Regions from separate parts of the Homo sapiens genome. Here region 1 is linked to region 2. A link is a contact called in ENCODE Hi-C or POLR2A ChIA-PET data. All regions are on one chromosome and are shown on one strand. Each heading gives the region's core, a stretch centred on a gene start or an enhancer-like site at or near the end of the contact. The rest is flanking DNA. Distances are from core to core; before and after follow the strand shown. Region 1 holds the start of ZNF488 (zinc finger protein 488). Region 2 has its middle 20 kb from the start of ANTXRL.

Region 1 (5,233 bases), core at 2,211-4,710, 1.1 Mb after region 2:
TAAAGAGGGTCACCTTGGTGTTTTCTTCACTGGGTTGTGGGAAAGATTAGAAGGATTAATATAGAGAAAGTGCTAAGGAACCTGGCTCAGTAAACATTAGGGGTATCACTTCTTATCGCACTGAGTGCAAAGGGACAGAGTCCACTCCATGGCAGCCTTCCCATTACTCCTGAGCTCTCAGGGACCAGTGCATAACAGTGTTTAATAAATGACCAAACAGCCTGGGCATTTTTCTCCTTCCTGCTCCACCTACAGAAGAAAGAACTCTTGGCAAACATCTGGATAACCTCTTTTTCCTGGGATGTCTGAAGTCACTCCCTAACCCAAGCCAACTGGCCAGCCTCAAGCTGTTCTGAGCTGCAGGTCAGGCACCAGATCTTATTCAGAGACACCATGTACCCCCACCCGCTCCCCCCAAGCAGTGCTTTGCTGCATCTGCTTTTCTCTTCAGTTAAAACACACAAGAGCAGAAAATACCTCCTGTCTTCTAATCCTTTGGTATCCCTAGTCTCTGCAGAAGCTTCCCAGACCCTTTTGGAAGATTCCAGAGGACAATCATCTACGGGCCTTTTCTGCATTTGGATTGTGAGGTCCTGGGGTTTCCTAAGAAAGGGAATACACCTGTTTCCAGGAATCCTCCTGGCTCTGGCACACTGAGGAAATTAAACACTGAAGGTGATCCAGGCTTTCCCAGAGGCTGGCTGGTGGCACTGGGGAGATGAGCAATTCCTGGTCAGCCCCTACAGGCTCTGTGGCCAGCTACGCCTGGACCCCTCTAGCAGCAATGCCTGCTGCATTCGAGGAAAGCCAAGTGCAGGAGACTGCGAACACAGCCAGTACCCATGGAAGCAGGGAGAGTGGCCCTAGTGCAACATAACTTGGCCACGTCGACCCTCATAGGGGTGGATGTGATCTCATCATCCACTCAGATGTCTGAGACTGTGCAGAAGCAGGGCCAGTGAAAGCAGAGGGCAGATCCAATGCTTCAATGGGGCCCTGCTGTGCAGATTGAGAGTCTGCCATGAATATGACTGAGGATGGCCAGGACATAGAACAGGGAGCAGTGTTCTGCCAAACAATGCCAATAGGCAGTGGCTGGTGCTGTGTGGAGTGATATTTTAGACGTTATATTTGCCAGGGCTGCAGCAACATGGAAGTCACATAAAGGGACTGAATTAGCCCTGGTCACTCAGGCGCCAGGGCACTACTTGTGTTCCAAATCAACCCTGCCACTACCTGCCTGAGCTCAGACAAACACTCTGGGCCTCCATCTCTTCATAAGTAAAACAAGAATGGTGATCTTCACTTCAGGCACTCACGGACAGGACTCAACAGGGCTCTGTGCATGCCAGATAGCAAGAGCACAAGGAACAGCAGCTCTTTTCCTGATACAACTAGAGAATAAAGGTGGAGCCTGAGACAGTGGTCCCAATTCCACTGGCAGCCTTCAGGCAAAAAGTCCATGATTTTACCTCAGCTATTCCTTCCGACCTTCCCAGGTTCCAACAATAGCATCATCTAAGGATAAAAAGACAATGATGTTCTTATAGAGGCACAGACCACTAATGAGGAAAAATAAGTTTAAAAATATTTAAGTTTGTCTTTTTTTTTAAATAATTGGTGTGATTATATGTTTCAAACAAAAGTTGCCACCTCTTGGATGTCTGAAAAGAAATCTGCCAAGCAAAGCAGACACGATGATTCTAAATCATTTGCAAAGTCTTTTATCCCTCCCCCCAGAATCCGCATATGTTGGGGATCAGGGATTAGATATAAAGGCAATTTAACTTTTTAAACCAGAAAAAAGCCTCACAAATCACAGTTCCATGCACATACCTATGAATTTGTCCAAAATATCTAGCATATGCAAATTCTTTCACTGAACACACTGCAATGCACCTTCATCATACTTAATTTCTGTTTAATTCTGTGTGATTTATCTACGGCCAAATTTCCATTTCTGTATCAATCAAAAGTAAATTAGTTGAATTTTCATTAAAGGTCATAATAAACTACAATATCATGTTAACTTATTTCCAAGAAGTGAAAGCTTCAACCTTTATTGGTAATTAAGATCTTTACAAACAAACAAGGGCTCTTTTATAACTTAGTGCATATATATTATGTATTTGTGTGTGTTTGAACATATAAATATGTATGTGTCATAAAATATCATTAAAAACTAAATCACATATCTCTGATAAGATTACATTGTAACCAAGAAACAAAAAATTGCCTCGATATAGTTCTATTTTATCCCTCAAAAAGAATGAGACTTGATTTTCTAGAGTTCGTCCCTTATGCATCTACGACAATCTTTGATACTAACAGGAAATATTTTCCCCTTGGCCCTCCTATCTAATGTACATAAAATCATTACTTTCAAATGCCATAATTACTGCCATAAAATGTCTAATGTCTCCCTCAGGAGTAATTAATTTCATTTCTGTACATCAGTGGCATTGGCAACTACATATTTTAGAAATTTACTGTTAATTTCTTATTTCCAGGCTCCCTCAAATGTTTCAAAGCCCTGGCCTCCCACTGTCTTCCTACAACCCTGCTCTGAATCCTGTCCCCTCCCTCCCCTGCACCTGGCATTGCATAGCCTGCCCAGAAGGCAGGTGTGGGTGGGAACGCCCCCTAAATGCTTCTGCAAGGCTTAGCTTCCTGCTGTGCTGTCTGTGTCTATTAGTAAAGGCAAAATGTCAAGGAAAGGATTCAATCAACCCCTTGTCTCTAAAACCAGGTATGTTCTTTTAGCTCATTCTAAAAACTCATTATAATGTGATCATTTGGTATTGTTTTGTTTCCCAGGAAAGGCAGTGAACAGGATACATGTCCAGATCTTTGGATATAATCTGTTGGAGAAAGGATCTGGGGCTGATGCATGGTTCTTACCCTACTGCCCAGCGCAAGCCCGGGCTGAGAATAACAGCAACACAGGATAAACCCCGGGAGAGACAGTGGGAGGGAGGAAAACAACTGCAGCCTGAAAGTCACCCTAGGAGAAAAATTCATAGGCAGAATTCTTGAGTGCTGAAAAAACAGGGGGGAGAGGGAGAAGGTAGGGGAGAAGAATAAACAAAGAGAGGAAAAGAGAGAGGGAGAGAGACTGACACAGAAGAAAATGAAAACAGGAAGACAATAAAGAAGAGATAGAGGAGAAAAAGTGAGAGAAGAGAAAGGGAACAGAAACGGGGATGGGACTCGGAGACGACGTGGGAGAGAGAGGAAGCTGGCGACATTGGGAAGGAAAGGACCCCACAGTCAAAGGCAGGACTCAACAACCCTGTCCTGGGGAAAGGCTGATGTGGAAGTGAGATGGACCCCGCCGCCCGCGCCCGCTCGCGGCTCTGTCCCTGCAGACAGGAGGGTGCGCCTCACCTGGGCTCTCTGGAGATGTGGAGCAAGAGGTGCTGGTGCAGCACAGCCTCCTCCCGGCCAAGAGCACTGCGCGTGGCTCTGAACTTGGCGCCGGAGCCCTGAGGGCGGCCAGATCCCGCCCCCAAGCCGCTCCCGCCTTCGGGGCGTGGTCTCGGCGTCGCCCACCCCCAGGGAAGCTCCAGCCTTCGGGGCGGGGCTTGCGGGTGGGCGGCCCCGGCAGGGGAGGGTGCCGCTGGCCAAAGAACTCACAACCCCGGGAGAAAACCCCCTTCTGACCCTCTGGGCTGCCCGGCCCTTCCCCGGCTCAGCTCCGCGGAGATGCCCCCAGCTGGCTTGGTCAGGGCCGGGCGCCATCGCCTGCGGGAGGGCGAGGGCGTTCTTTGGAGGCGGTGCCTGCTCTCGCCTACGCCCTCTGGTCCTGGGCGCCCGACCTCTCGCTCCTGGGCCCGCGGGGCCTCGGCGATGCGGGCGAGGGCTGCGCGCGGTGCCTGCGGCTCCAGTCTGCGCCGAGGACCCCCACGGCCTCCTGGCCCTCCTTCCCCCAGCAGCCTGGCGGCCGCTCGATCGGCACCTCCCCCCGCCGGAATCGCCCAGCTCCCCCCGGGAGCGCCCGCCGCCTCTGCTCCCCAGACCTCAGCTGTGACCACGCAACGCTCTGCCAGGAAGGCGGACTCCGCGACTCGGGCCATGGTGGAAAATGACAGTTAAAGTGCGTTAAAATTAAGAACTTATACTTTGATTAAAAAACAACAAACGGAGTGAAAAAGCAAGCCACACACTGAAAGAAGATACTTGCAGCAATTGATAAAGGATTAGTATCCAGGATATATACTTTTAATGAATTAGTGTGAAAGAGAGGAACACCCAAAGCAACGAATGGACACAGACATGAATAGGCACTTCAAAGAGGAACCACTAACGACCAAAATCATGTGAAAGGACGAAGTCTCTAGAGTAATTAGAAAATGCAAATTAAGACCACAAGGAGATGTTTAATCATTAGGCATAAATGTTAAAATATAATAATACCAACTGTCATGGAAGGCATGAAGCAAGGGAACCCTAATATGCTGGGGCGAAGTACACCCAATTTCATTTATTATAAAAGACCACTAATTTAAGATATTCTATTATACTAAATACAGCTCCAAAAGAGGGGGAAAAAACTGACAACCAACCAACTCAAATGCTTTTCATCACTTGTAATTTTTAAGTTATATAAAGAAAGATCTATTTTAGACTGTATTAATCCATTCTCACACTGCTATAAAGAATTGCCTGAGACTGGGTAATTTATAAAGGAAAGAGGTTTAATTGACTCACAGTTCAGCATGGATGCAGAGGCCTCGGGAAACTTACAATCATGGTGGAAGTGGAAGCAAAACAGGTCCTTCTTCACAGGGTGGCTGGAAGGAGAAGAATGAGAGAAGTGCAGAGTGAAGGGGGTAAAAGCCCCTCACAAACCCATTAGATTGCCTGAGAACTCACTCACTATCATGAGAACAGCACAGGGCAACCACCGCCATGATTCAATCACCTCCCAGTAAGTCCCTCCCCCTACATATGGGCATTACAATAAGGACTATAATTCAAGATGAGATTTGGGTGGGGAAACAGAGGCAGGCCATATTATTCCACCCCTGGTCCTTCTCAAATCTCATGTCCTCATATTTCAAAACACAATCATGCCTTTCGAACAGTCTGCCAACGTCTTAACTAATTCCATCATTAACCCAAAAGTCCAAGTTCAAAGTCTCATCTGAGACAAGGCAAGTCCTTTCCACCCATGAACCTGTAAAATCAAAAGAAAGTTATTTCCTAGATATAATGCAAGTACAGGCATTGT
Region 2 (4,969 bases), core at 456-2,955:
TGCACCCGAGGAAAGCTTCCTCTGAACCCTGCTTCCTGCTTTCCTGCAGCGTCACACCTTCAAGGCAGGCTGTCGGTGAAGCTGGCCTGCTGACATACTTTCTGAGGCTTTCAAGTATTTTCAAAAATGGGGGCTCACAGTTGAAAGCCTGAACATTTCCCCTAAATATCCAGATTTCTAGCTTTCTTAGGAAATGGGAAATGCAGGCCTCAGTGGGTTTGTGTTTCTCCGTGTCAGCTCCTGGCTGGGACCTAGGGAACCATGCTCCTCAGATGAGGAGCTCCCAGGCCTGCCTCACTTCAAGGCCCCACACACTGACTGCTGACATCAGCCGGCTGGGCCTGGCCTGCTCCTCCTGCTCAAGGTGCCAGCCCAGCCCTTGTGGGCACCCACTTGATGGATACTATGCTGTCCTCAGAAAACCCTGGGCCTGGTGGGGGCACTGAGGCTGTGAGAGAGCAGGAAAGGCCAGCTTGGTGCCCTGTGCTGAGCAACCAGACCTGGCCCCACTCAGGGTAAGCATTGGGTGCTCTCCTACCGCTAAGGCAGACAACAGCTGCTTCCAAATCTGATGCTATCAGGCAGCATTCTCAACATCTTCCTTGCTCAGGTGTCCAAAGGGCCCTGGCCAGTCGGACCTGAGCTCAGTGTGCCCGGGAGGGAGCAACTGGGCCTGTGGCCTGCGCCCCTTGGTCAGCCCAACTCGGCCACCCTGAGCAGGACTGAGGGCTGCCCCAAAGCTTCACGATCAGGGTGGTTGCAAATTACATTCTAAGCTGTGTTAGGACTACATATTCTATGTATTGCAAACATTGTTTTTTTTTTTTGCAAGGTGGATGGATGAAAAGAGAGGGAGAAGGACAGACAAAGGAGCATGGGCAAACATTCATTGTAAAATCCCAGTGGTGGATAGAGGTGTGTTTGTGTTCATTGCACAATCCTTTCCACTCACCTATAGGTTTGAAAATTTCAACAATAAAGGTTGGAAGAAAACCAAAGAACTAAAGAAGAAAATTATACTTGGACATAGACAACCGGAAATCATGATACACCCTGGGTGACAAGTGACTGATGAGAGGGACAGACCAAGCCCTTGGTTGCAGGGAGTCAGAGGGGCTGGTCATCAGGAAAGGCTTCCAGGATGAGGTGCCCTATGAACAGGGCTGTGAAGGACAGGTGGGCTCGGCCCTTCGAGGTGAGGCAAGGCTTGCAGAGTGCCTGTGCTCCACCTGGTCCCACCTCTGCACAAGGTGCCCAGAACAGGGAGCGGCCCCTGGAGGGCCTGGGGGTTCTGCTAAGAGCCTCAGACACCTGCCAGGCTGGAGAGGGAGATGCCTGTCAAAACCCTCCAGCCATGTGTGGGGGATGGGCTCAGGATGGGCCTGGAGCAGTGAGGCCACCAGAGGCCTCTCCCAGGCTGGATAGGAGGCCCAGGCCTGAATGAGGGAGTCTGGGCTGTGTGCCTCCCTCCCTGGCCTCCTTCCTGGGCTCCCTGGAGCCCTCCTGGTTTCTTGGTGACAGCCTGCTGAGAGGGCTCATTCTGTTGCATTTGAGTTCCAGGCTCCTGCCTTGGCCTTTCCCTCCTGTGACTGTCACCCTCCATGTGGGGCAGCTTTGCACAACTCAGCCAACAGCTGACAGGTCAGGGCTGTGACTGCGGGCCACATGGGCAGAGGCAGAGGGCCAAGCTGGTGGGCAGAGGCAGAGGGCCGAGCTGGTGGGCAGAGGGCACCTGTCACCTCGACTCAGCTGCCTCCAGGGAGGAGTTACAACTCACATCCCCACCTGGGGTTGACAGGTTGACAGGGCTGCTCAGACGCCACAGCCTGTGCATCTCCAGGGGACATCATCAGAGCACAGCTGTCACACTGGCTGCATGGCTGAGCAGCTTTAAATCAGGAGCAGCAGAAAGAGACCCTGAGGGGGAGGGGAGCTCTCTACTCTATCCCCACCCTCAGCTCTGCATCGGGGAGAGGCGGTGTCGGGGACAGAGCCCAGGACCAATCGTAGAAGTGTCAGCACAGCTCCTGTTCCTGGGTCCTACCAGCTCCCAGCCCTGTGCCAGTCCCTGCACAGCCCAGTGCCTAGGGACTCACGACAGGCCTGACAGCGTCCTTTCTGTTCATGGGAGGCACCTCTGGAGCTCGCTGACATTGGACTATTTGCTCTGGTCGTGTGCCCATGGAGAGCAGAGCTCAGACATGGACCGTGTGTCGGTCCCCACAGCCTACTGACAGGGCACCCTGCAGTGAGGAACTGGGAAGCCAGAGCCCAGCTGCTGCTCTGGGGCCAGCGGCACCCAGCCTCGTGCTGTCCCCATGGAAGAGAGTCACCCAAGGCTCTCTTCCTCTCCAGCAGCGGTAGTTGCGTAAATGCCGGCCATGCGGAGTCCCAGCGTGTGCAGGCGGAGGTCAGGACAGACGGGTCATCACAGAGGACCACACAATGTCACCACCCATGCCGGGACCCCAGATGGCAAGAAGTCACCCTTGCCACATTCCAGACAGTAGGGACAGATGCTGGGACTGATCCTGTGGGATTGAGGTGAGCTGAGGGTGTTTGTGCGGATGCCTTTGTTGGGCTATGGAGGTTTCCTTCTGCTCACAGGGTGCTGTGGGATGTTGACGCCCCCACTTCTTGTTCTTCATCCCCTGAGATAACCGCTTGGTCCCTGTTTCCCGTTTTGTTGATGTGGTAAATTATACAGATATTTCACCTTCTGCACCTGCCTGGCCTTCCTGGGAGGAGCCCTGGCTGCTCCTGCCCTGTGGTCTGGGTTAGCTGCTGTTCCATGCCATTTGCTGGTGTTTCCCTGAGAACTTCTCACACATGTCTTTTCTTGCTTTAGAGTTAAACTTATTGTTGTGAGCTAACAACACACTAATTGTACACAGGTACTCACACCATCACCCCTGCATATTCCCCCCACAGCAATAGACACTCACATTCACACCCATGTGGGCCACACATCCACACCCACTCACCCATGCACACTGCACCACACACTTAACCCACCCCATACCACACACATCACACCACACACAACACGCCCGAAGCACACACACCCACACACCACACACACACATAAATCGCAAACACACATACAGCAAAAATACCAAAGACACACCACACATCCCACACACACACCACACACATCACACACGCACCACACACTCTCCACTCCCCCAACACACACCCAGCACACCCCACACACACAACATAAACAGCAAACACGTATACATACACCATACACACACAGCCATGGCACACACACCCACCACCCACTGAATGCACACACAAAATATACATACATGCCATCACACCATTTCCTTCCCTACATGCCACACGCACAAGATATCCCCATGTAGACACCCACATATGACACACACAACACGCCCAAACACTCTAGTCCCACTGTACACACACACACCACAGACACACATAAATAGTAAACACACATACTCCACAAACAGCAAACACACACCACACATCCCATACACACACACCACACACACAAGTAGTACACTCCCAACTCCTCCACACAACAAACTCACACACTAGACACCACGCACCAGGTACCCTTCCCACACACTTCCACAGCACCCCAGCTTATGCCACACACTCTGCGCATACCCCACACACACCACACACACATGCATATATGCCCCCTACACACACTCACACCCCCACACACATACAACACATACCCTCCTCAGCTCCCACACCACATACACCCACAACACAACACACACAGATGCATCACTCATGCACACCCCACACACACCACACTCACAGCACATATACACACCTCACATACAGATCACACACACGTTTACACAACACACAGACCACATATTACCCTCCCCGCAGACTTCACACACTTCAAGCCTCCCACAGCACAACTTCCCACACATACTATACATACTGCACCCACACAAATTACATACACACATACCACACACACCAAACACATACACACCACATACACACACCACACTCACACACTCCCCACACACATCCTCCCCCACACATACCAAACAAATGCACACACTCCATACACGCATGCACTAGTGCACACCACCCTTTGGCAACCGCAGGGCCTCCGCAGTTCTCACTTCCTACACACTCAGAGGAAGGCTCCACAGACGTCACTTCAAGACAGGTCTTTGACATGAGGTGGAACACAGGAGGGGTGGGGCAGGGCAGGGAGAGTGAGCTTCTGGCCACAGGAGCCAGACCCCCAGCCCCTCACCTCCACTCACTCACAGCATCAACAGTGCTTCTCAGGGCCTTGAAGCCATCCTCCACTGCAAACACATGGTCCGGACCGCCTGCCATTGCTGTTATCTACAGAGAGCAGAGCTGGTTTGGACTCCCAGCCCAGGGGTGAGCATGCAGCAGATCCCCAGCCCAAGGGAGAGCGTCCTGCCCCCATGCTTTGGAGGCAGCAGAATACCAGGCTCTGAGGGCCACAGCCTTCTCCAGCCAGCAGCCCACTCTCAGGGAGTGGGGAGCTCTTCCACCCTCCCCTCTGGTTTAGTAGGATTTATATGACATGCTGTCATTTCTGCAGTAGTCATAGGGTGGCCCAACTCACTTGAGGCAGATTAGATGACCCTTCTTGGGGTGGCCCTAGGAAAGCTGTCTGGGACACCTTTCCATACTCTAACCCTAACCTGACCACAAGGCTCTATATTGGTGCCTGGTTAACCTGTTTGGAATTACTGGGTCTTTCCTATAATCAGCCATACCCACGGTATAAATGGTGGCCCCCAGGCTCCGAGCCCTTTCAGCTTAAGGGAAAGAAGGCATTGAGTATTAATTACCAAAATACAGGGAGCAAAATGCTGATAAATACGAACTGAACTCACTTCTTTGAGAGTGTCCAAAGATGGATGTTTCATCATTGTTCCATCAGTCATAGCAATAATCATGCTGGAAACCTTGTCATCTGCAGGAGAAGCAAGGA

What was found. Hi-C counts contacts between places; a loop is a spot of excess contacts on that map. ChIA-PET counts read pairs that join two places held with the same protein, here RNA polymerase II (POLR2A). Pooled maps may share reads with other maps.
Region 1: a loop to region 2 is called in a pooled map, with 15 times the contacts of the local background. The contact joins the promoter of ZNF488 here to the enhancer-like site in region 2. A Hi-C loop is called at or near these places in 2 of 37 single-sample maps with no recorded cell type and 6 of 50 pooled maps. POLR2A ChIA-PET finds 5 or more read pairs at or near these places in 1 of 52 experiments (activated naive CD8-positive, alpha-beta T cell).

What each region holds. Positions count from the first base shown.
Region 1 is chr10:47,380,833-47,386,065 of GRCh38, forward strand. It overlaps ZNF488 (zinc finger protein 488), which reads right to left and starts at 3,461. Exons shown (of 2, transcript NM_153034.4): 1 at 3,388-3,461. RefSeq lists an enhancer at 3,368-3,867 and a silencer at 3,430-3,909.
Region 2 is chr10:46,264,511-46,269,479 of GRCh38, forward strand. It overlaps the pseudogene ANTXRLP1. Among named protein-coding and RNA genes, the nearest start is that of ANTXRL, 20 kb to the right of the region's middle. RefSeq lists an enhancer at 1,842-2,507. Within about 2 kb of position 1,706, at least 2 of the 41 ENCODE cell types and tissues checked have a DNase peak (open chromatin) inside an H3K27ac peak, as active enhancers do.